Regions from separate parts of the Mus musculus genome. Here regions 1 and 2 are each linked to region 3. The links are chromatin loops, found by intact Hi-C in ENCODE. Cell type or tissue: left cerebral cortex. All regions are shown on one strand.

Region 1 (8,000 bases), 320 kb after region 3:
CATAGAACAGTGCATGGGGCAGGTGAGCCCAAGGCTCAAATGATTTCTGGGATGCTTTCAGGAGCTAGTGGCCGCCAATTGACAGAAAAATAAAAACGCAGGCAGGGGAAAACAAAGGGGAGACCAGTATATCAGCTCTGCGCATCTGCTCAGCTTTCTGTACTTTGTTCATGAATTCCAAACGGTTCTTATGGTGGATTGGAGGAGCGTTCTCAGCCATTCATTTGTAATCCCTAGGTCTCCCTAGGCAAGCTGGCATCAGATAGCTACCTCCTGCATTTCTGTGTTTGTTTCCTGACCTGTTCTCACCCTAGGACTTCTGTGGTCAGTTATAATGCAGGATGTTGCAGCATAGTGCAATGTTCCCCAGGGGTAGCAGGAGGGCATCATGAAGTAGCCAGAGTGGCTGTCATAGAGCCCACTGGTATAACTTTGCTATTTGGCTAACATCCTACATGTTCACAGATGGACTCCAAATCTTCCGTGACTTTGATGAGTGATCCCCACCCCCCGCTCCCAGGCTTTTTATCTGCTCCCAAAAGTTCAAGGCTTAACTTTTCAGTTGGTAGCTTCTAGTAACTTGAGTGTTCTGGAGGAAACTGTTCTGGGAAAATTTTCCATGAATTCTTTCCATTTGCATAAATTAAAGAGGAGGAAAATGGAGCGTGAATGGAGAGTGTGTGGGAGCAGGTGAATTGTTATCAGGAGCTCAGGCAGCTGTGTACCCCAGTATACTGCTCAACGCCTTCTGTTGGAAGGGGACTAGCTATGGATTAGTGCCAAACAGGTTTTTCTGCCCGATCCAGACCTTCATCCTGTAGCTTCCATTCTGCTAAGGTATCTGCAACTTACTTCTTAACTCAGTGGCAGCCAAAGTTGAACTTGAGTTCTGTGTCTAAGTAGAAGCCAAAAGAATTTTTTCCTGGGCACATCAAATGCAGATCTCTGATGGTCAGGGGCTCAGACTCTCCTGAAGCCTCTACTTATAAAAGTGGGACAGAGTAAGTGCTGGACCTCTAGTGTGCTAAAACCCAGCTGCTTAGGCCAGGAGAGACCTTGCAAAACTAGGACAGACATGCGTTGAAACAGGGCCTTTTGCTGTAATGGGCTTGGACCGTTATAATCTTGGAGAGGAAGAAGCAACTCAGTTTATTTCTACTGCGAGATAATTCTCTTTGTAGCTGCATTCCTTTCTTGCTTGAGAAGACTCTGTCTTCCTGGCTGAGTAAAGGGGCAGCGTGCACATGCTCCTTTGTTCGGAAACAAAGCTCTCACACTGATGGGTGTTTTGATTGACTTCTGAGACCCTTTGGTAGTAGTGGATGCTGAACAAACCTCATTACTCTGAGACTTTTTTGGGTGTGAATCCTCTCAGAACCCTTGAATGAACTGTGCAAACATCTAAGGCTGGCTTCAGTTGCTTCTGCCTCAGTGGGGCTGACAGTGAGCTGTGGCGCTGATACGACATTTATATTCTCAACAGCATGTTAGGGCTGCTTTTACATTATTTATTTATTTAATTTTTTTTAATGTCAATTAAACCACTGTGCAGCCAGTCCAGGACGCTTCCCAGCAGAATACGGGTCTGAAAGAGAAGTGCATTCGCTGGTAAATGAAACCCCAATGGGGACAAAATTAACAGGAGGCCTGTTGTAAACTCAGGGGCCCTCCGCTTCTCTCTCCTGTCCTCAGTCTGTGTTTGCACGCGGAAGCTTTTTCTCTCACACAGAAGCTCAGTGAAGTAACTGTTCTCACTAGCTGGCAACGGGCCAGCTTGCTCAGAGGTGTGAAGAGAGATCTGGGAGTGGATAATTAAGTATCTAAGCAGTTGAAAATTTGAAATTGTCAGGAGAGAGGAGTTGTCATTAACTCACCAGGTCTAACTCTTAAACATATTTATTGAGTTTTTTTTTCTCTTTTGTCCCCGTTCTTGCCAGTGAGAAGAACAAACAAACAAACAAACAAACAAAAATTTGAAAGAAAATTCCTCTTCAGTCTAGAGCAGTGGTTCTCAGCCCTCCTAATGCTGTGACCCTTTAATACAGTTCCTTATATTGTGCTGACCCCCAGCCGTAAAATTATTTTTTTTGTTGCTATTTCAGAAGTATAATGTTGTTACTGTTACAAATCATAATGTAAATATCTGTGTTTTCTTACGGTCTTAGGCAGCCCCCAAGGGACTCGTGACCCACAGGTTGAGAACCAGTTTTCTAGATCTTCTTTGCCCTGGATTCAGCTCTTTAAGGAAGGGGTTGCACAGCAGTTCTGAGCAAGCCATTAGTAGCAAAGTCCTTGGACTCTTTCCAGCCTGCCTGTGGTCTCCTGCTGGGCCATCTCCCAGAGCTGGTCCTGTTTTGGGTGGGAAAGGATGGTGCCATCTTGAGGCTCTTCCTGTATGCTCTCTCCTTCTCCCAGGGGGAACTGGCATATGGTGCAGGGTTACTTCATTTAAGAATAAATGGGATATTGAGAATTTACATAAAATTACTTAGTGTGATGGCTATTCTTGTTTGTCAACTTGATATCCAGGATTAAGTAAAGCCCAACTGGCTATGTACACCTGTGGGGACTTTTTTTTTTTTTTTAATTAAATCATTTGGAGTGGGAAGACGACTTTAATTCAGATCTTTTGAAGTGTTGCCACCTTTAATCTGGGCCATACCTGGTGGCAACCCATACAAAGGACATGAAGATGGGCACTTGCTTTCTTTGCCTATTTGCCCTTACCTTGCTTAGCAAGTCCACTCTTTTGCTGTCATTAGAGCCTACTTCTTCAGGATTCCAGCGTCTCCTGAAGATCACCTAAGATGGAACAGTTACTGTATTCTTGGACTTTCTGTTGTTGGACAGCCATTGTTGGACAGCTGGACCACAGCCTGTAAACCACTCTAATAAAAATCTCTCTCTCTCTCTCTGTATCTCTATGTGTGTGTGTGTGTGTGTGTGTGTGTGTGTGTATATGAAGCTTCCAGACCAAATTCTTTCCAGGTTTAAACTCCAAGTAGTCTCTTAAATATCCTGGATTCTGAAATATATATATTTCATATGAATGAAATATAGGTATTTATTTCATATATATATATTTCATATATATAATTCTATCAGTTCTGTTTCTCTAGAGAACCCTGACTAATATACTTGGTGAGAAGTGGGTAGGGCTGAAGGCAGTTTAGATTAAAAGGGAATCCTTCTGTGATTTTTTTTTAAAAGTAAAATATTGAATCTTTTTTTGAAGCACATTATCACATCCCGATTTATCCCATTTAAATCTGGAATACCACATGGAGGCTTGACTTTATCTGGAGCACACATTCACAGAGCTAGTTCAAAGCCAGAATGTCCTCCCCACCCCCCATGCCCCACCCCCGGGGCTGAAGAGACACTCCTCTGAAACAGTGTACCTGCTGGTTTCTGGATGCTGACACTGGCATGCTCTGAGTGGGCACCCGCTGCATGCTTATTGAATCCATGGAAAGAAGGGTCAAATGAGACATTAACGTTTAAAATGTGACCAAAGGGACAAGATTTCAGGATTCGGGATTAAGATGGATATTTGAGAGGCTGCTTGGGGTTTAAATTTAGGAAGAATCTGGCCTGGGATTTTCATGTAAGAGCTGGGTCCTATTCTGCCTAATGGACTGTAACATAATCCTTTTCACTCTCAAGCAGCCCACAGCAGCATCTACACAGCATAGTCACCCGTGACAGCTTCCTAGTGAGGGTGGGTTCCGGTTGTATTCCTTTCTCCGTGTCAGGACATGGCTTCAAATTCAGGCACAGGTCAAGGGCTGCTGACAAAGCATCATCAACACCGTGTGCTGCATGCCATGGCCTCCTCTCGGGAAAGCCTCAGTGGGAGGCGGTCCAAACAGGGTCCTGCCTGGAGTATCCCTTACGGAGAAGCAAGGGCTCGGTTCTTAGAAACTGACTCTCCCGTTCAGGTTACACGTGGGGGGAAAACCAGGGTTGCCTGTTTGAATGGCACACTCTCTCAGTGCCTGTTTCCAAACTCCAGCTGAGCTGACATGTGGTGGACATGATTTCAACTCGGGAGCAGGTTTCATTTAATCCACAGGGCATCTGAGTTACACGGGAACCAAATGAGAAACAGACGTGACTACAGGTGCCTTTCGCCCTGCTCTTGGGCAATGAACTCAAAGGTGTCTTTGATTTCAGTAAGAAATTTGGCAGGGAGCTTGTTCATAAAGTGGTTTCATTGCAGTGGCTTTTGGTAAAAAGGCTTCTCTCTCCTTCCACTTGACTCGTACCACACACATTCAAATATACATAAAACTCCCATCAGGAAGAGTAGCAGCACTGTGCTAAAAATAAAACTTAAATTAAAAGCCCACTTCAGTAACCTGTAAGTTTCCCATTCTTCCTGCTAATGGTCATTGGTTTTTCTCACCTTGGATGGCCTGATTTCAAATAGGTAATTATTACCAACAAGTCCAGAATAGTGTCAGACCTATTGTGTAAATTATACGGCTTTTAAATATATTGATGAGTCAATATTTAACCAAGGCAGGTTAAGTCAGTCAACTCCAGCAGGGACAAACCACATTTGTTCTGTAAGCATGCAGCTGGAGAAGGGCCTGGGAGTGGGCCTGGCAAAATCTCGATTTCCTGGACCCAAAGTTCTTGTACGATGGGAGCAAGTTCTGTCCTCATATGGCTCAAAGGCCAGGCCCTTTGGAAAACTCTTTTGTATTCTCCAGCCATGCGTATGTTAAAGGCAAAGGAGACTCACTCTGAGATCCAGATAAGCTAAAGGCCTGGACAGAGAAGTGGCCCATTTGTCCACGTGTTGGAAGCAGGGAAAATGTGTGTCATTTCTACCCGCAGGCCTGTTGACTTTGGGCAAGACACATTACATTTCAGGCACTCAACTGCCTCATTTGCAAAACCGTAAAATAGAAGCCTGGACGTATTCAGGACATTGTTATCCTTTAGGGCTTGATTCTGTGAGAAGTTTGACTTTGATTGTGACTCCTGGGTGGAAAGCACTGTAGGTGGCTTTTCTCACTTAGAAACCCTAAACCGTATCTGTCCAAGTCTGGGTGCACAGGTTGTGTGCATGGTGCGATGCCAGCAAGAACAGCTCACGCAGACTGCGAACTGGATGGTAACCTCCACACCTCAAGTTGTGCAATGGTGCCACCCTGCCTTGAAAATGCAGTCTATCTTCTTTCCTCCTAACGAATAGACTGAGGTTGTAAGATTTTTTTTTTTCTTTTAAATTCCTGTGTTTGCTGGAATTCTGCCAACTTCTTCCCTCAGCCTCCTTTCTGAGGAGACTTTTTTTCATCATCCAAAGCCCTGATTAGAATAAAACTAACAGCTCGTTTAAAGGGTAATCATTCCCACTCCAATGGCTTCTGCTCTGACAATGAGAAGAAGAGAGTCAGAATGGGAGTCCTGCCTGATGCAGGCTGTTTTCAGTCTTCTCCAATTTATAGACCTAGGTTTAACCTAATTCTCATGATGAAAGATTCAGAGGCTGGGCGCTGGGGGATGATTGGGGGATGAGTGTGGGGCTGTAATAAATGGGATTCGCCTACTTACCAAAGAGATCCCACCCTTTTTCTTACCTCTTTCACCATGTTAGGACAGACAGAGAAGATTGGCATCTGAACGGGCCCTCAGTAGGGTTTGAGCATCCCAAGTTCCATAATTGTAAGGACTAAAGCTCTGTTGTTATAAACTCCCTCCTCAGAGTCTCCGGTATTGTGTTATAGTACCTTTACTAAGATACACACCAAGCTATGTTGCTACCCTTCTCTGACATAGAACATGGCGGACAGGGTGGTCTCAGATGACGTCTTTTTGGTGTATTGGAGATGAGTATTCTTTGTATTTTTGATACATACGGATATAGATAGAAAACCTTTATCTGTTGTACAGGTCCATCAGAAACTTGGTAGCTAGTGAAATGGCGGAGTGGGCCTGGTTTGATTCCCAGAATCCACATAATGTAAAGAGAGGTCTAACTCTTACAAATTTTCTTGTGTGCCACACACACACACACACACACACACACACACACACACACACACACACAAAGTTTAAAAATGTAAAGTAAAATGAAAACAAAACCTTAATAGGTGCCATCTGCAACAGAGAGCTGGATTCATGCTTGTATGCAGATATTTTTAATCTTTAACTGGGGCTGATCTTATCTCAGCCTCAAGCTGCCTGGGAAATATAGGTTCCTGTGCAACAATCGGTGACTGACTCTGTCCCCACTTGTGGATACGAGGGTCCCTGGGGTTCTTCAAGCTCTCCTGTCCCTTGTAGGGAGCAGAACTGGATTAAAAATATTGCTGCCTAAAAATAACAAGTGGGTACTGACGAGCTTTTTTTTTTTTTTTTTTGTTACCATTGGGTATGGATTAACTCTTCTTTTTCAGAAACCAGATTAATGTCTAAAGTCTTGGGGGCGGGGTTCCCTCAGTTGGAAAGGTGTTTTTGTCACCCCCACGCCCCTCCTGCTCGGAGGCAAGCTACCCTTTGCCAAGTCCTCCCTTTGTCAATTCTTGCAGCTGCAGGCATTTAGCTTCAGGGTGTGTCCTAGGGACAGGCAGGCTTACTCTCCCATGCCTATCAGGCTGTTTGCCCTCTAATGATGAGATAATCTGACTTTGCATGTCAGACCTGTCTCATCACTGAGTCCTGCTCAGTCCCTCTTCCTGAGTATGTGTGTGCTTTTTTTAAATTTAATTTTATTTTATTTTTTTAGCGTGAGTGTTGGTTTTGAAGGCTTTTTCATTTCACGATCCCCTCAGGTTCTTGCTTCCAAACCTTGCAGGTTTTGCAATATGAATTTGAATCCTGACTTGGCAATTTCTGGTTATATGACCTTTGGAAAGGTGTTCTATTCTTTGGTAGGAAGCTTCCTCCTCTATACAAAATGCATACACAATTGTGCCTATCCTAATAGCTTTCTGAACCACTCAAGGCAATGCTGCAATACCCCAGTCTGCTGCTCAACACACAGAAAAGCCAGGGTGGAGGGCTGGTATGGCTCAGGATTGAGTCTTATGAAGTGGATGCCACACTCCCGTTCCTTCAAGCCAGTGTCTCTCCCAGCGATATCAGTTTTCCTAAGCACTGCTCATGTGCACAGTTGGTACTTTGATGGGCCTCTGGCTTCTATGTCTAATTTCATCCTGTTACAATCTATCCCATACCTTTCTCAAAAATTAATTGAAAGCACATCAATTTTTGCATATGAAACCTTTAAGTGATACCAAACTTCCCGTTGGTACAAGCAACTATCACATAGCAAAATTCCAGCTGAAATATCCAAATGTGTTTCTTTCCATGACCTAAATGTACCAACACTCCCTTAAAGTTTACCCTAGACGTGTGAGCGTGTCTGCTCTGCCAACTCTCTTTTACACAGGAGCAGCTGCATGTACAGAAACAGATGGTTCTGTGAGTTGGGCTGTTGACCCAATGGCTGCTATTTTGTGACCAAAAATGTATGACCACGCTTTAAATGGTGAACTAGTTCAATTAGATTTTCTCTTGGGACTATCAACTACAGTCCCGGAAAGAATTTTCTCACTAATATAATTGAGGCAAAAAAAAAAAAAAAATCCACGAAAATAGTTGATGGAGACCTGAAAGACCAAAGCTACAGGCGAGAGGAGCTGAAGGAGAAACAGGAATTAGAACCAGGCAGAACAAGTATGCTGTAGCATATGCTAGCTTCTGATAAATATTCACTGAAGAGTGGCCAGATGCTGTTGGAACAGAATCGAAAGAAACAGTCACATAGAGTGCAGACTAATGGGGTAGGCCATGAAGAGCATCTCTTTGAAAGAGCTCTATAGGTCTGGTTTCAGCCCAATGCTTAGTTTCTGTTATTGAATTTCAGAGACATTATGTCGTGTCACTTCATATGCACACAGATGCACACACATGCACACACACACACATATGCAAGCATACATTCTTACACAAAGCAAATTCATCACACAGTTTATACTTTCCAC
Region 2 (8,000 bases), 800 kb after region 3:
ACATATTGTTGTTCATGCTGTTGTTGGCTACAGTAGTGGGCTTGGGTGGTTTGGGGGGCAGTGCTGCAGGCAAAAGAGGAGACCAAAAAAAGTTGTAATCCGAACTCCCAAGTGTACATTTAAAATTAGACTTGCATCTTTTCATTATAAAAACAAACAAACAAACAAAAAGTAAGGGGTAGGGGGTGAGTGGTATAATCCTATTTTAGTTAAAATATATAAAAATTCAATTCAATTTTCAGTTAAAAGGCAATTGAATTTACTAAAAACATTTACAATGGAGGGGGAAAGGGGAGGGGTGGGAACGGATACCAGGAATTCATAATTTCATGTGCCATGGAAGACACTAGTCTTTGAAGGAAATCTCAGAATATGACTTAAAACTAAAACTGGAAAGGAAAAAGTAGTAGTGCATGACAGGGGTAGGGGTGCAGAGATGACACAGACAGACAGACCAACCTAGAGATTAGGAAATACATGGGGCTGGCTGTGGGAGAAAATTTCATAGCAAATCCAGAGTCGACATTCTCTACTTCTAGATTTTATCTGCACTAAAGTTGTGCACCCTAGCAGCTCCGTCTAAAGTAAGAAACCAGGAACATCTGAGAAGCAGAAATAACAGGAGCTGGGCTTTCATTCCTCTCCCTTAATTACGAAAGGCAAATTTGGTTGCTGTGCCCTGCCTGAACACAGCAGTCACATTTAAAGCAGCCCTCATTTGCAGCAAGCATGCTTTAAGAACTGGGTTTTTCTATGTTGATACTTCAGGCACAGCTCTGCCAAAGCCACTTTAAGAACCTCATCTGTGACCTAAATCTCCTTAGTCTCCATGTTACTCTTCTGCTGGGGGACGCTGGGCTTTAGATGCCAGATCCGGTTAAAAACCCTATCCCCTTCTTCAGTGTCAAATCAGCACCCACAGGGTGGCAAGAAGCCCCTCGGCGTCTCTGAGTTCCCTCGTGGTAGGAAGGGCTGACCCCAGAGGGAACAACCAATGAGCCTAAGATTTTTAGCTAAATCCAAAACCATTAACTTTGAAAGCACTGTAACTGCTTGAATTTATGCCCCGGGAAGATTCCAGGTGTCTAGTAAGACTATTTTACAAAGGCGAGGAAAGACAACTTCTTTTCCCATTGTAGTATCTCAGCATGAGAGAGAGAGAGAGAGAGCGAGAAAGTCCCCACATCTGATTTATGAGAGAGTCTCGGATCATCAGAAACCAGTTTGAGTCACTGCTACATCTCACATGCTTTCTGAAGCACCCGGTGTCATCAAAGTACCACAGAGCCCAGAGCCAGCAGAGAAAAGCCTCACAAAGGACACGTCCTCTTAATGAAAGGAACAAAATACAACAATATAGCCCAACTTGCCAAGGATCACAATTAACAAAAGACAGCAGCGGACAGAAAAAGTAGAAACCAGTTCCCATGCATTCAGCAAGAACCAGCATTTATCAGACACAGCCTGGGCTGCTTGCTGCTACAGGCAGGCAAAGAGTCTATTTAATTTTAAAGTTCTAATCAAACTAATTTTAAACCGTGAAACACATCAGTAAAAATAGCAACCTCAAGAGGATCTGTTACAGCAGCTTTCAAAAAGAAAAAAAAAAAAAATTAAAGTCACAGAATTATCTAGCTCTCTCCGTTAATACTGCAGTTTTACCTGGTGGATCCATTTCTATATAAAACACCAAGTCTGTGCCACAGTTTATATCTGTCTTGGCACACTCTAAGTCCAGGTCTTCCATAGTCCAAACCGTGGTGTACATGTGTGCGACAGTTTCCTTGGCTTTGCTCGGTTATAAGAAAAGAGTCCGGCTTTCTTTGTAATGGTGTCTTGGAATTCATTTTAAAACCTATACGGCCCGCACTGTAACCTATTACATCACACACCCCAGCCAATCAAGTCAGAAAAATGTCACCAGACCACTCCTGCTTCGTCAGTTCTCCTGGATGCCAGCTTCACACGGCCCCAGCCTCTCTCTGAGAGCCTACATGTCACGCCGGCTCTGCTCTGCTCCGCTCCGGCATCTCCGTGCTCACCATTTAAGGTGTTTAATTTGCCTGCTCTCTCCCAGCCCTGTGCTCTCTAAGTCTCTCTTTATTACTCTGCAGCATGGTACATTCCACCGTGGGCAGATTGACGAGAGCTGATAAACTGCAGCTTCCAGCTCCGTCCCCTTCGTGCATCTGGGTTTAGAGATAGCCTGGCTATTCCTTGGTATAAAAAAAAAAAAAAAATCTTACAAAGGCACCAAAATATCCCTAAGGTCTCTATTACAGCCCTTAGATATCACGCATATATTAGAAGCAGAAAAGATCCGAGCACTCTGGATATTTAAATCCAGTCTTCCACAATTCACTGAGAGCTTGGATTTTAAACACTGCCATAGACGCACCACATTAGAGAGAGAGAGAGAGAGAGAGAGAGAGAGAGAGAGAGAGAGAGAGAGGCTTAAAGACAGTACTTAGGCAAAATGCCTCTATCAGATATCCCAAGGTCAAAACAAGACTTTATAGAATAATCATGAAAATTCAGCACAGGAATGAAGCTGTCTATTATTTGTAGAAATGCTAAGCATATGCTCAATAGTGGTGAGTTTCAATGTTACTGCCTAAGACACTGGGCAAGAGGATGCTTCTGAAAAAAAAAAAAAGGCAGTATATCAGAACGCAGAGTACAGGTGCTCTCTGCCAAGTGTCTCACTCAGGAACCCATCTCATTGCTAGCTGCTTTAAGGAAGGTGATGTAATCTCTCTCTCTCTCTCTGTGCCCCCCCCCCCACTTCTCTCTTTAGCTCAGAGCCCTACTGAGGGATGGGGGGGGGCGGTCGGACAAATATTCCTTCTTAGTAGTGTTCAATATAAAGAAATCAATTTCCCTACAAATGTAATGATTCATTTTGGCTCTTTAAATCATTCTGCATGCAATTCTGTCACCAAGACTGGAGCTTGATATACGTTGCCCCTGGGAGCCAGAACCTCTTGACATTTACATGGATGGTTGGGGTAATGCTGCAATGTAAATGTGGCTTCCTTTTAAAGAGTGGGCTTTGTGGCTGTGAATGTTGTGCACCTAGGGAAGGATTTACACAACACGGGGGTGGGGGAGCACTTTACATTTCTATCCCAATTGGAATCGCACAGCATTAAAAGTGGAGCAGGGCATTCCGTTCTCTGGATGCTGTCCACTGGCGTCCCTTCTCTACCGCATTTCTGTATTATTGGAGACTCAACCTGTCCCCTTCCACCTCATACTTCTCTATTTGCCGGTAGATTAGAAACCCAAAGTTTAAATAAGTCTAAACTCAACGTCAAATAAAAATGGTAGAGAAGTGTGTCCTTAGATAAGATAAATTTTTAAAAAAGTAGTTTAATTTAAAACGTTGAGTCTTCTCCCAAAAGTAAAGAGACAGGTTGTCTGGGCAGTAAGGCCCAAGGGTTAGCCCACAGGGGACTTATGTACGGCACTCAGTAAAATCAGCCTAGCTGTAGACTGCTGCTGCCCATGTGGCAAGGGAACCCAAAGAGCAGGTCTGGGAGACAGGTGATTTTCCACGGTCCCTGCAAGCCCTGGCTTGGCCCCAACTTCCTGCCCAGTACTTTCTAAACTCCAAACTAAACCCCATCTCTTCTCCGCAGTGTCCCCCCCTGGAGGACAGAAGGGAGTGTCTCCCTAATCGCCCATCTGCTCTCCCCAGGCAGCACTCACCCAGGCGCACACACTTCCAGCGCTCACACACACACACACACACACACACCCCCGCCCGCCCAGCCAAACTAGAGAGGACGCCTTGCAGATAAAGAGCCCGGTGCAGAGAAGTGCATAAATGAAAGAAAAAAAAAAAAGACTTACTTTGCAGGTTATGCATTTCAACGGTTTCGCTTTGAACTGCCAGTATCCCACAGAGAAAAAAAAAAAAAAAAATTCAAAGAAGCTGTTCTTCTACCAAGTGGTCCCAGCCCCTGAGGTTCTCCCGCCCGCCCGGTACCGGCAGTAAAGAACCTAGCTGGAGGAGAGCGCGCAAGGCGGGGGCGCGCGACTCTCAGCCCGGCTGCCGGCTCCCCGGGGCTAGGCTGCAGCGGGTCCCTCCGCCCCACGCCCCGCCCCGGCAGCAAGTCCCCGGCTCCGCGAGAAGAGCCCCCTGGGTCGAGCTACTGCACCGGGGAAGAAAGGAGCCCCGGCGGGCGCTCGCACGTCTCGCTCAGATAAAGATCGAGGCTTCATGATTAACTCGGGCAGGTTCAAATATTTGCTGAGCTAGGGATTTTGGGAGGGGGAGGGGCACCCAAGTCAAAGTCAAAGTTGTCATCAGGCTGACAAGTGGCCGAGGCAAGACTAACTTGCTCATTTTCGTCCGGGAAATGAGAAGGGCATTGTAAGGGGGTGCTGAAAATAGTCCTCCCTGGTGGCCATGGTGCCTGTAACGCGCTGGCAGCCCCCGCTCCGGGGACTCAAGTGGGCCGCAGTGAAGCAGCACAGGAAGTAATCCACCTAGTTCATCAAAAAATAGAATCAAAGCCGCGTTTGTGAAGGCCTGAACCTCTCGGAACAGCTCAGGACAGGGTGCCTCTCTCTCGTGTCCTCCTCCTCCCACGCACTGGCACAGTCAGCCCCGCAGGTGTTAACAGGAAAGCCCTTCACATAGCGCATCACACGCAGGCTAGCAGCCCCGGGAGGGCATCCTTCAAGCAAGCCCAGATCTTTAAGGAGTCAACTTCAGCTCACCTTCAAATAGCCCTAGGACTTTCTAATCTGGAGTATCTAAGAGGTGTGTCTGCACTGGGTTAACTGGTGTGTCTGCACTGGGTTAAGTGCTGGCTGGGTGTGACAAAGGGACAGAGAAGGACGCGCTTTCCCTTCTCTGGGATTCTAGTCTGTAATTTGAGAAAGTTGCAGCTAACTGGGTTTAGGGTTGCTGGGTGGACAGAAATCAAGTCTTTTCCTAGGAAACGTCCCCATGGCATCTGCCCAGAAGCCCCCACTTCTTTTGAACCATTAACGGAAAAAAAATCACAAAGCCCCCAAAAACTTTTGGTCCTAAATTCCATTCTCAGCCCACTGCCCCTAGTCTTGGCTTTCCTTGGTCATGGAAAGTCGAAACTAACAAGCTGAATTTACTTTCTTTTAGGCCACTCTGAAGAAAAACTAAAAACCAAAAAGCAAAAACAAACCCTCACACCTATAACAAAACTCTGGCTTTCTTGTTTTCTTCTTTTAGCTTAAGAAAAACAAAGGTCCTTCTTATTTTCATGCATTGCCCTGATCTCAAAAGAGTTTCTCTGGAAGAAACATCAGACATTGGCTTCTTACAAATACCTGTCTGTGCGACGATTAAACTGTAAATCTGACAGTCTATTTTGTCTCAGAACAAAAGTATCTACCGTTAAACAGTATATACCAGAAAAGGTCCCGAATAGCCATGGACAGGTTGTTTCAAACAAACTCCTCACTATATGTACAATCCCCTACCACGGAGGCTCTATTAAGGACATTAACTCCAAGTGTGAGCAGAAGCTTTCTGCTCTTTATTAGTTTAAGGAGGGCGCCCTCTGCTGGCAGAACGGAGTAAATCATGCCTGCTTAAGAGACAACCATCAACTTCCAGTTTCACCTCCTCCGTATCCAAATAGCCCCACAAATTAATAACACATAATTATAAATAGCTTATAAATATACGTAATTCACTACTAAACCAAAGTCACAGGTGTCACAATTACCTAGGAATTTATTTCCACTTGGCTAATAAGCCCCTTTAAAAAGAAACTTGTGCTTTCTTGGCATCCTATCTATTTGGGGCTGCTAAGACCCATTGCACATGCATAACGGAAGGCTCACTTCACCTTCTGGATGCTTCAGGCCAGTGAGAACCCCTTTTCTCAGGGTTTTGTACAACTCACTTCAGAGGCAAAGGCAGGCCAGGGTTCGACTTGCCAGTAGATTTCAGCTAGCCAAGAAACTCTCATGATTATTAACATGTGTTTCCAAGTTCTGTGACATGCTTTCTGCTCTGAACAAGACCTCTTGGGGCATCACCCGAGACCTGGAAAGCTTGCTTCTCAGAGACTCATGTGCACCACTGTCAATGAACAAAAGCCAGGGAAAACAGGCAGCAGGAGGGAAAAATGAATTATCCAAAGTTACCCAGGGTAAAAAGAATATGTTTCTTCACAATTCCAATGTAAGACATCTTAGAAAGTAGGGCCCTCCAGCACGGGGCTAATTCATGACTCCATATCCATGCGAGCTCAATGAACCCACATTAAGAAAAAACACCCTTTCCCTTTCCAGTTAATAAACAAACCCAGGTTTACATACCAAAAATATATAATAATAATAATCCAGACACAGGCTACAGGCTTTCTGCAAAGGCACACCCACGCCCACTGTCTAGCAGACAGAGGAACTCCCCCTCCCACCCCACCCCCCATCCTGTGATGTCTGTCCCTTCAGAGTCAGAGAAAGCTGTACCCTGAAAACAAAAGTAAAAACATGGCCTAGCACGTGCCCAGGGCAGCGATCACGTGGCACTCGGGGAACTCGAGTAAAACTTTTCTAGTTTTCATGAGATGGAATCAGCTCTCCCCTGTTCCTCTACCCCTCTTGGGGCCTGCATCTTTTTCAACGTCTCAGATCTTACCTTAGAGACAACTCTCTCATGTCAGGCCATATTTTAAACCCAATGGGAGGAAAAACAAATGAGAGAAAAGTGAAACTCTGAAAGTTATTTCCCTCGTCTTCGTGTTTGCTTACATCTACAGCTGAGAATGCAGCCCGGGGTGTTTCAAGCAAGATGCATGGATTCTGCGATGTTTTGCAAAGCACCAACAGTTAAAAATCAACCTTGACATGTGTAGGAGGGCAGCGGGGGTGGGAAGGTGGGGGGTGGGGGGGTCACTTCTTTCCTCCGCCTGGCTTGCGGGTGCAATATTAGCCTCCAATTATGCTACATTAATATTTCTGAATATATCCATGAAATCCGAAACACGGGTAGTATTCAGAGGTACCCTGTGTTCACAGTGATCTCTACTGTGGTTGCCCTGTGGGATCAGCTTAGCTCCCCCCTCCCCGTGCCCCTCCCTGCCCCCGCCCCGTCTGAGGAGCCTAAGGAATTCCAGAAAACCTGCTGTTCAGCTTCAGATATAATGAAGACTTCTCAACCAGAGGGGATGGAGGGCAAGCTGACAATAGAGCTCTGAAAGCATACTGTCCCCATCACCTGTCCCCATCTGTGTCTCCTTCCATAAATCAAGGAATCTTTACCTCAGAGGGCTGCTGGGTGCAGGAAATCAGTTGGCTTCTGAGATTTCACTGCAATCTGAACAGCTTATCAGTGTATGTGTATATATGGAGAATTAGGAGGCTGCTAATTCCAGACACTAATTGGAATGAATCAAAATGAGGAATAGCCTTTGTCTTTGCTTCTTAGAAATGTAGCTGAACCAATTAAATTTACAGTAAAAAAGCAAACAACCAACAACCACAGGGCAGTTTAAGATAAGGGAACAGGGGCTGAAGAACACACACAGGGAATGGGCCATGTTAACAACCTGCAGAGAAAGCACACCGGGACTGGTTGGGACACAGATAGAGTGGATGGCACTGGGAACACTGTGTACGGTTGTACTTTCTGTACACTGTGCAAGGGCACACTGGCAAGGTGACAGAGGGAGTGGCGTTGACACCTAGGCCACTCCACCCACCAAGACACACAGCTTGTTAAATCCTAACCACCGAGGGAGAGAGGTTCAACTCTCCTTCCACTACAAACACCTCGTGGAGATTTGTCCCCCAAACTACCCACATAGGACTGGGATCCTTTGCTGCATATGGCCCTAAGATCTTCCCTCTCTCCTTGTTAGCTCAATACTTTCTGAGAACTTCAGAAGGCCTTTTCATTAGACACTGAAAACAGGCCCATGATTCGTAATGGATCCAGTAATGTAGGCAGATTAATCCAGTAATGACCTGCAGATGGGACAGGCTGAACTCAAAGGTAG
Region 3 (8,000 bases):
AGAACATTTCTTTCTACTCATAGGCACCTTTTATCTGGAATAATCCCTTCTCCCCTATTTTTTTTTTTTTTTTTGAACAGGAAACTATATTAAAGTAACAGGTATTTATCCATCTGACATTACCAAATTCCCATAAAAACACCAGATGCTGCCACGTAGACAGAGACACATTTCGCTATTCCTTTGTGTTCATTTCCTTAACCATCCTGGTGTGAGAAAAGGATCAGGTACTTCTCTGAAGAGACAAAAATCTGTGCCCCACCCGCACTCCAAGAGGATCTTAGTCAAGCCTGGACTCGAACTTCTTAAGTAGTTAAGGATGGCTTTGAGTTCCTGCCTCTAGTGATTGGTGTGGAACTGACACATGATCTTATATAGCCAATGGGACAGCTGAGGGACTAGAGACTGTTGAGATCTGGTCTCGCTGTCTATTGTAATGCTAAGTGCGGGGCAGGGCGCCCAAGACCTGGAGTCTGCATGTACACTCCTTACCCTGCTGCTCCCAAGTTATTTCTGATTGGTAAATAAAGATGCCAACAGTCAATAGCTGGGCAGAAGAGACATAGGTGAGGGTTAGGTTTCATGGGCTTGGGGTCTGGGGAGAACCACAAGAAAAGGGAGGAGGAGGAGAAGCCACCATGGGTTAGGTGAGCCATAAAAAAAACGTGGCCCTGAGGCCTGGCCAATTGGAGTTAAGAGCAGCCCAGATAAAACATATTAAGTAATAACTCAAGGTTACCTATAGGAAAGTAGATTTAATAGCTTAGAGGGTAGATATCTGCCCAGCTCTTGTGCTGTTTAAGGCTCATTGTAAATATAAAGGTTGTGTGTGTATATATGTATGTATATTTAATCTGGGATCTAATTAATTGGTCTAGAGTGGGGTAGAAACCCCAGTTTAGGATTAAGTAATTCCTACAAGTGAGTCTTGTTTTTCCATTAAAACCCAAAAGGATATGGGTTGTAGTCCACAAAGAAAAAGTCAGCTGAGAATGAGCTGACAGAGAATACAAAACCTGAGAGAAAGCAGAAAACGTTTGCCTACCAGAGAAAACTCAGATGACTGGGCAGAGCTGTGGATGAAGGTGAAACTCTGCTGTGGGTTAAACCATGTCTCCCCCACCCTCCCATCAAAGATGTGCTGAAGTTCTAACTTAGAAGCTAGGGGGATGTGACCTTATTGCAAATAGGGCTTTGCAGATATGATTGAGACATAGATTAAGATGAGGTTATATAAAACTTGAGTTAGACATCATCTCAAGATGGTATGCATCATAATAGCAAGAGCAGAAGCTGAGAGATAGAAGAGATATGTGAAGACATACAGATATAGATGTGTGTGAACCCCCCTCCCCCACACACACCGGGGCTTTAGGGAGTAGCACCGGGGCTCCCAGGTTGGGCTGCCCTTTGTCCACCCCCCACCCCCCACCAAAGAGTGGGTCAGAGGCTTGAATGCCCACCCGGGGCTGGCTGAGGGGAAAGCATATGGCAGCTCTCCCAATTCTGACTGTCCAGAGCATAGGTGGAACTCTGGTGGGACGTGGGTCTTTCCTCCCACTCTTCCTCCAGGCCCCCTTTTTAGTCCCCACCCCTACACGTCCTGTGATAGTCAACAAGCCAAGGAACACCAGGGGCTTCTGGGAGACAGGGGAGACTAGGAATGGGTGAGGAGGGGCCTGTAGAGGGAGCAGAGATGGATGATTCCCGAATCTCAGCCTTTTTATCTCCAGAGCTATGAACAATAAATCCTGGATAGCTTAAGTCATCAGATGTATCTAAGTTTTGCCATGGCAACCCTAGAAAATTAGTGCAACAAACACATGCAAAACTAAAGGTGGGAAAAAGGATCTACCTGCCTGCCTCTTCCTTCCTTCCTTCCCTCCCTCCCTCCCTCCCTCCCTCCCTCCCTCCCTCCCTCCCTCCCTCCCTCCTTCCTTTCTTCCTTCCTTCCTTCCTCCCTTCCTCCCTCCCTCCCTCCCTCCCTTCCTCACTTCCTCCTTCCCTCCTTTCCTTCCTTCCTGCTTTCCTGCCTTCTTCCTGACTCCCTGCCTCCCTTTCCGGGGAGAATAACAGTTTATCTAGGCAAGGGGGTGGGAGGTGAGCATGGCATAATACAAGGTAGAACTGTCAAAATTTAATATTCATCATCCTATAAACATTGATGGTCCCTCTTAGCAAAATTACAATCCATTGGGAAGACTGTATGTGGCGGGGTTGTGTGTGTGCAGGTGGCTGTGCACGCATGAAGTCATCTTCCATGGTGCAGAATACGTAATGCTGAACCGGAGAACTCCAGGAGTAGTGACATAAACATTTTAGAATTGCAAGGGTAAGGAGGAGATGGGATCGCCAGGGCTGTGTGTGTGGGAACAGGATTGTGGAATGACTTATGTACTGTGTGCATGAATAACTTCCCTGTGATGAAAAGCTGCTTTAAAAAGAATTCTCAGGACTCACTGAGAGATGGCTCAGCAGTTAAGAGTGCATACTGCTCTTGCAGAGGACCAGAGTTAAGTTCCTGAACTTATGTGAGGTAGGTCACAACCTAACACCAGCTCCCGAGGATCTAATGTGTTCTGGCCTCCTCAGGAAACCATGTTTACAAACACCTCCCCCCTTACATATAATTAAGATGCTAAAATAAGGGACTGGAGAGATGATGGCTCAGTCGTTCAGCGCATTGGTTGCTATTCTAGAGGACTCAGGTTTGATTCCCAGCACCCACATAGTGGTTCACAAACATTTACAGTTTCACTTCTAGGAGATACCACACCCTTTTCTGGTCTCTGCTATCACCAGGCACACAAATGGTGCACAGACATTGTCTAGTCAGGGTTCTCTAGAGTCACAGAGCTTATGGAGAGTCTCTATATAGTAAAGGAATTTACTGATGACTTACAGTCTGCAGTCCGATTCCCAACAATGGTTCAGTAGTAGCTGTGAATGGAAGTGCAAGGATCTAGCAGTTACTCAGTCCCACACGACAAGCAGGCGAAAGAATGAGAGTGAGACTCCCTTCTTTCAATGTCCTTATATGGTCTCCAGTAGAAGGTGTAGCTCAGATTAAAGGTGTGTGCCACCACATCTTTAATCCCAGAAGACCTTGAACTCGGAGATCTCCCTGTCTTAATCTTCTGGAATCCATAGCCACTATGCCTCAAGATCTCCATACCAAGATCCAGACCAGAAACTTCTATCTCCCAGCCTTCAGATAAGGGTCACTGGTGAGCCTTCCAATTCTGGATTGTAGTTCATTCCAAATATAGTCAAGTTGACAACCAGGAATAGCCACTACAGACATGCATGCAAGCAAAATATCCATACATATAAAATAAAAAAACATTGTTACACAAAGCTAAAATAAAGAAAAAAAGAAAAGAATTATTGATATATGAAATCATTTATAGGAATAGGAATATGTTGATTTTGGAGACAAAGTTTGAGCTTAGACACATTTTATTTGGGGGGGGGGTGATTGTTAATTTCTCTGTTCCCTAGGCCTGAGGAAGGGTTGAGTACAGTCGGTTCCTACAACTTTCCTATCTCCCCTTATGCCACATTCACATCCTACTCTTATAAAAGGATAAAAGTGTCCATTATTTTGTTTGCACAAACTGGAAAAACAATAAGGTTCATTTTACCAAATTTTTCTTCAAAACTGAAACCTAGAGAGATGAAACTTTGGAAAGATCAATCTTTTAGAAAAACATATTACATCTTATTTATCGATCGTGAGTCTGTAAAGGGCATGCATCACAGCCCAAATGTGGGGGTCAGAGGACAACTTGTAGGAGTTGATTTTCTCCTTTTACTATGTGAGTCCAAGGGATGGAACTCACGTCACTAGCCTTGGTGGCAAGTGTATTTACCCCTTAAGTTACCTCGCTGGCTCAGGTAAGCACCACCTCTTGGGAGTGGGAGTCCCAGGAACCTTCTTATTCCTCGAGGAATTAGTAAATTCACCAGAACTAAGAACTTCCTGCAAATGCCTCTCCAATCCTTAGTTCTCAAGGAGCGAGGGCTCAGCCTGCACTGCCACAATTCGCCATTAGAGGGCAGTGCAGCCGCGAGAGCCGAGGAAGGAGGGGGCGAAGGATGCTTCTTAGCACTTGGAGAGTGGGAGGAAGTGTCTCGCAATGTTTGCACTTGAAGCATCTCAGTAGTTAGATATTTCACTGGCACAAATGGCGTGTCCTCTTCTAAATTTTGTGCGAATATGAAAAGGCAGTAACTTTGATCTTAGTGCATGTTCTATGGCTATCTATTTCGTTTCGAGCCAGGAATTTATTAGGACATCGAAGGGAAAGGCAAGAAGAACTTTAGATGGGCACATCTCTATTTCCCTACTTTTGCGATAGATTTAGTACACGCTCTGAAAGAATACAGTGCCGGCTGAAAAGTGCTCTGTTTCCTCTCTATTATTCTAAAATAGATGTGCTTCTCTCACGCATGGATGGACCATTTACCCCTGATTTGTATCTCGGGGACAAATCTGACTCGTTAGCGCCGTTATTTGTAAACTGCTAACCTGGTTCCCTGCGCTCTTGTAACGCTATCTTGATGGGTTGCTGTGAAAATGTGAAGCTGCCTGTCAGGCAGGAAAAATTATGTAAAAATGATGTGGGTATAGAAAATGGAATCGACAAAATGTAATAAACTCCCCCTGGGCTGGAGAGCCGAGCTGCATATGTAATGAAGTAGTTTAGGATTACGTCACCTTTTATATAACATCTGGCAGTGACTTTTATTTCAGAGCTAATTTGAAGAAGCCGGGAGCTCTTTTTTTTTTTTTTTCCTTCTCCCTCCCAGAGCCTGCCTTTATCTGAAAGAAGTAAAAGGAACAGTTACATTTTGCATGCAAAGGAAGCTGGAGTGGTTAGATTATTTCCTTGGGGTAATGGAGAAAGGGAAAAAGAAATAGAAGAAAGGTCAGGTGAACACAGCAGAGGGGATGGATAGGTTTGTGGGATTCTTAGACACACTGGACCAGTGCAAGCAGCCAGACAGATAACCTGGGTGGCTTGGCTCTCCTCTCCTCTTCCCTCTCCACTGCCCTTGCTTGGTCAGCATATACCTGATCCAAGAATACCATGGCAATAGTTTGTCTGTAAATATTTGATTCGTAGTAACAAGTTATAAAAATGTCTTAGATGATTGCTTAGTCCTTTGGTTTCTTTATCTTTCAAGGAGAAAGCCATCCCTCCAAACAACACCTGCCTTCCCTACAGTGTCCAGAAGCACACATCTGTTACAGTATTCACACAGTCAGCTCGACTCTGTCTTTTTGTCTAGATCAACAGTGATGAAGGTCTACGAATTTCCTCTCGTGGAAGAGAGAGCTCAGGATGGTTGGGACCATCTTTGCATCTCTCCTTTTTTTGCTGCTCCAAGCTTCTCTGCCAAGCTTGTCTTGTCACAGTCTGGTCCTTGCTGACTGAACTGTGTTTGATGACCTCACTGTCCCTCTTCATGATATGTTTTGAATCTTCCAGTCTTACTAAAACCCCAAGATATCCTTTCCTGAATCCCAAGGCCACGTGTATAATTCAGACGGGAGATTTTCTTACTTTTTTTTTTTTTTTTTTTTTGTGGCTGATGACTTTCCAACAGCGTGTTTGAGAGTTAGTGGGATGTTTCAAAGTCAAACAATAGATTTGCATATGATAAGGGAGAACGTGTTCTCAAGAAGCTGAAGTATGCTATGAAATCCATAATTATGATTTCTGCCAGTGCCGCCTTCTTCAGGCCTTGGCAACCCTATGGGTGAGCGAGAACAGGCATGTGGGCGTCAGTGGGTGGGAACTGCCAGTCGTTGTGGGTTGAGGGAAGTTAAATCCAGGAATCTTTCTTTTCAAGACTCGGGTCTTCTTGTAATCCCAGCCTCAGAAGGCAAGGGCTATGCTAGAGGGTCTAGATGTCAGCCTACGTCCTGAGGACAACTATGTGAGAGCCTGTGAGATGATCGTCATATCAGTGGACACGGTGTATTGGGTGGACATGGGTAGAGTGTTGGAGCAAATGGGGCCAGCCAAAGGACCCTTTGGTGGATTACCATCATGTGGGCTAGCAAGCTCTAGGCCATGAACCCCGAGACTTTGTAGGCAAGGAGTGGTCTTGGCTTTGTTTGTGGGGACTTTTATCTGGTAGCTTGGGAGGCAACTGCTGGAGGAGTTCTGTTGTCCTAACTTGGACTTTACCTTCCTCGAAGGAACCATGGCTGCTGGTCACTGGAGTAGCTGTATTGTTACTCTTTAGGGATAATCTCTCGTGCACTGTGTGGAGGCATCACCTGTCAATAAAGAGCTGATGGCCAATGAGCTGAAGCAGGATTAGAAGGTGGGACATTTGACAGAGAGAGGGGAAAGTCTGGGAGATAGTTAGAAGCAGGAGATTCAACCTGGACTGGAAGGAATGGCAGCTATACAATAGTTTACACTGGTTAATTAAGTTATAAGTTGGACTGGGAACAGCCCAAGCTTAAGCCCTATGCATAGTACATAAAGAGGCCTCTGAGTTGTTATTTGAGGGCATAGGTGGAAAAGCCCGTGGTTTCATTAATGTTAGGTAATTTAGATTGAAGTCTGAGTGAGGTCTGGAGGTGTCAGTATGTTTAATATTGATGCTGTGGTGTGTAGGCTATGAATCATCGTGTGGCATTCTACCCCCAAACACACTGTCAGTGTCATTACTTTTTAAGTATGTGCCATATGTTTGTGGGTCAGAAATTTGAGCCAGTGCTGAGCTGGGCAATTTAACCACAGTGACTTAGTGGTCTAGTGTGTACTGAAGGGTCTACAATGGGTCCACTCATGGGACTGGGTCTTATGTAGCAGGATATAGACTTCAGACCTGTTTTCTTTCTCCAGAACCGTTCTACAGGTTTTCTCTAGAAAGACCATTAGGATTTTACACAGTGCCTTACTCAGAATTTGGCCAGGTCTCTGAAAGTCTAAGCTCAGAACTGACAACGTATCAATTCCGTTGCACTTCTGTGGTCAAATTCATTGCATGGCAGCTCAGAATAAGAATGTAATAAAATAGCTGGTGATACATGCCTTTAATCCCAGCACTTGGGAGGCAGAGGCAGGTGAATCTCTGCTTTCAAGGCCAGCTTGATCTACAAGTAACAGAGAAATCCTGTCTCAAAAAAACAAAAAAACAAAACAAAACAAACAAACAAACAAAAAAACCCAAAACAAAACCAAACCAAAACCAAACCAACCAACCAACCAAAAGTAATAAAGCAGATCCTGTCTCCTAAGGAAAGGAGTGTTGCCGAATCTTTAGCCATCTTTGATCTACTAGGTAAATGTTGCACACACAAAGTGTATGGGGACAGGGCAAGAATGAGGACTATATAAAGAAAGACATTCCTTTTCTGTGGTAGTAGTGAAGAGTCAGGTTTCTCAAGTGAATGGAGGTCTCTGGGAGGGCTGTCCTTCCTTCCCTTCCACCTGAGGACAGTGTTCCAAAGGAGGAATTAGGGACATTTCTCATTTTCTCTACTATGCTGCATAGCAAGCTAGGGACTAAGCAAGCAATGGACTATCCAGGCTTGAAAGCCTTTCAGATTCTTCAGTTTGTACAGAGCAGGGTAGGGGAGAGCTAGAACTGGTTTTCAAAACTCCAATTAGACTACATTTAATTTCTTTTGTTGATAACGTCTATATACTGTACAGAACATACAAACGCTGGAATAAAATCATTGTTTTGTAACTGTAGTCACAACATAATCCTGACAGCCACCGTGCAGGTCCCCTTCTTCATCTCTCATTTAATTTAATTAACTTTTCTGCTTTTCTCTCCCCTCACCTTCACTCTTTCTCTTCCCACTCCTGTGTTCACAATACATACTGTCTTCTCTTCTTGTACCTTGCTTTTTCATAGCTGTCTCAAATCAGTGAGTATAGATTAACTTAGTTTCCACCCCTTAAAAAGCTATATGGTATTCTGTTGCATGAACATGATACAATCATGTCTTTTCTTCTTCTTTTTTT

The links. Peaks named below come from ENCODE experiments on the same cell type or tissue, not always from the same donor. Only the 100,000 strongest peaks of a DNase experiment are listed, where the experiment ranks them.
Region 1: a loop joins it to region 3, with 4 times the contacts of the local background. A loop is called at or near these places in 4 of 42 quality-filtered maps.
Region 2: a loop joins it to region 3, with 9 times the contacts of the local background. A loop is called at or near these places in 14 of 42 quality-filtered maps.

Annotation. Positions count from the first base shown.
Region 1 is chr13:101,212,018-101,220,017 of GRCm38, forward strand. No RefSeq gene overlaps it. Among named protein-coding and RNA genes, the nearest start is that of 5930438M14Rik, 16 kb to the right of the region's middle. In left cerebral cortex, no CTCF peak of the experiment used is centred here; DNase peaks (open chromatin) are centred at 709, 1,740, 3,333, 3,998 and 6 more places; H3K27ac peaks cover 5,096 bases.
Region 2 is chr13:101,690,521-101,698,520 of GRCm38, forward strand. Pik3r1 (phosphoinositide-3-kinase regulatory subunit 1) reads right to left here. Exons shown (of 16, transcript NM_001077495.2): 8 at 1-63. Among named protein-coding and RNA genes, the nearest start is that of Pik3r1, 74 kb to the right of the region's middle. In left cerebral cortex, CTCF peaks have their summits at 1,035, 3,645 and 5,562 (motif pointing left); DNase peaks (open chromatin) are centred at 759, 1,343, 1,927, 2,790 and 5 more places; H3K4me3 peaks cover 4,898 bases; H3K27ac peaks cover 5,862 bases.
Region 3 is chr13:100,888,289-100,896,288 of GRCm38, forward strand. No RefSeq gene overlaps it. Among named protein-coding and RNA genes, the nearest start is that of Gm41040, 28 kb to the left of the region's middle. In left cerebral cortex, a CTCF peak has its summit at 4,052 (motif pointing right); DNase peaks (open chromatin) are centred at 2,375, 4,104, 4,658, 5,392 and 1 more place; H3K4me3 peaks cover 668 bases; H3K27ac peaks cover 4,383 bases.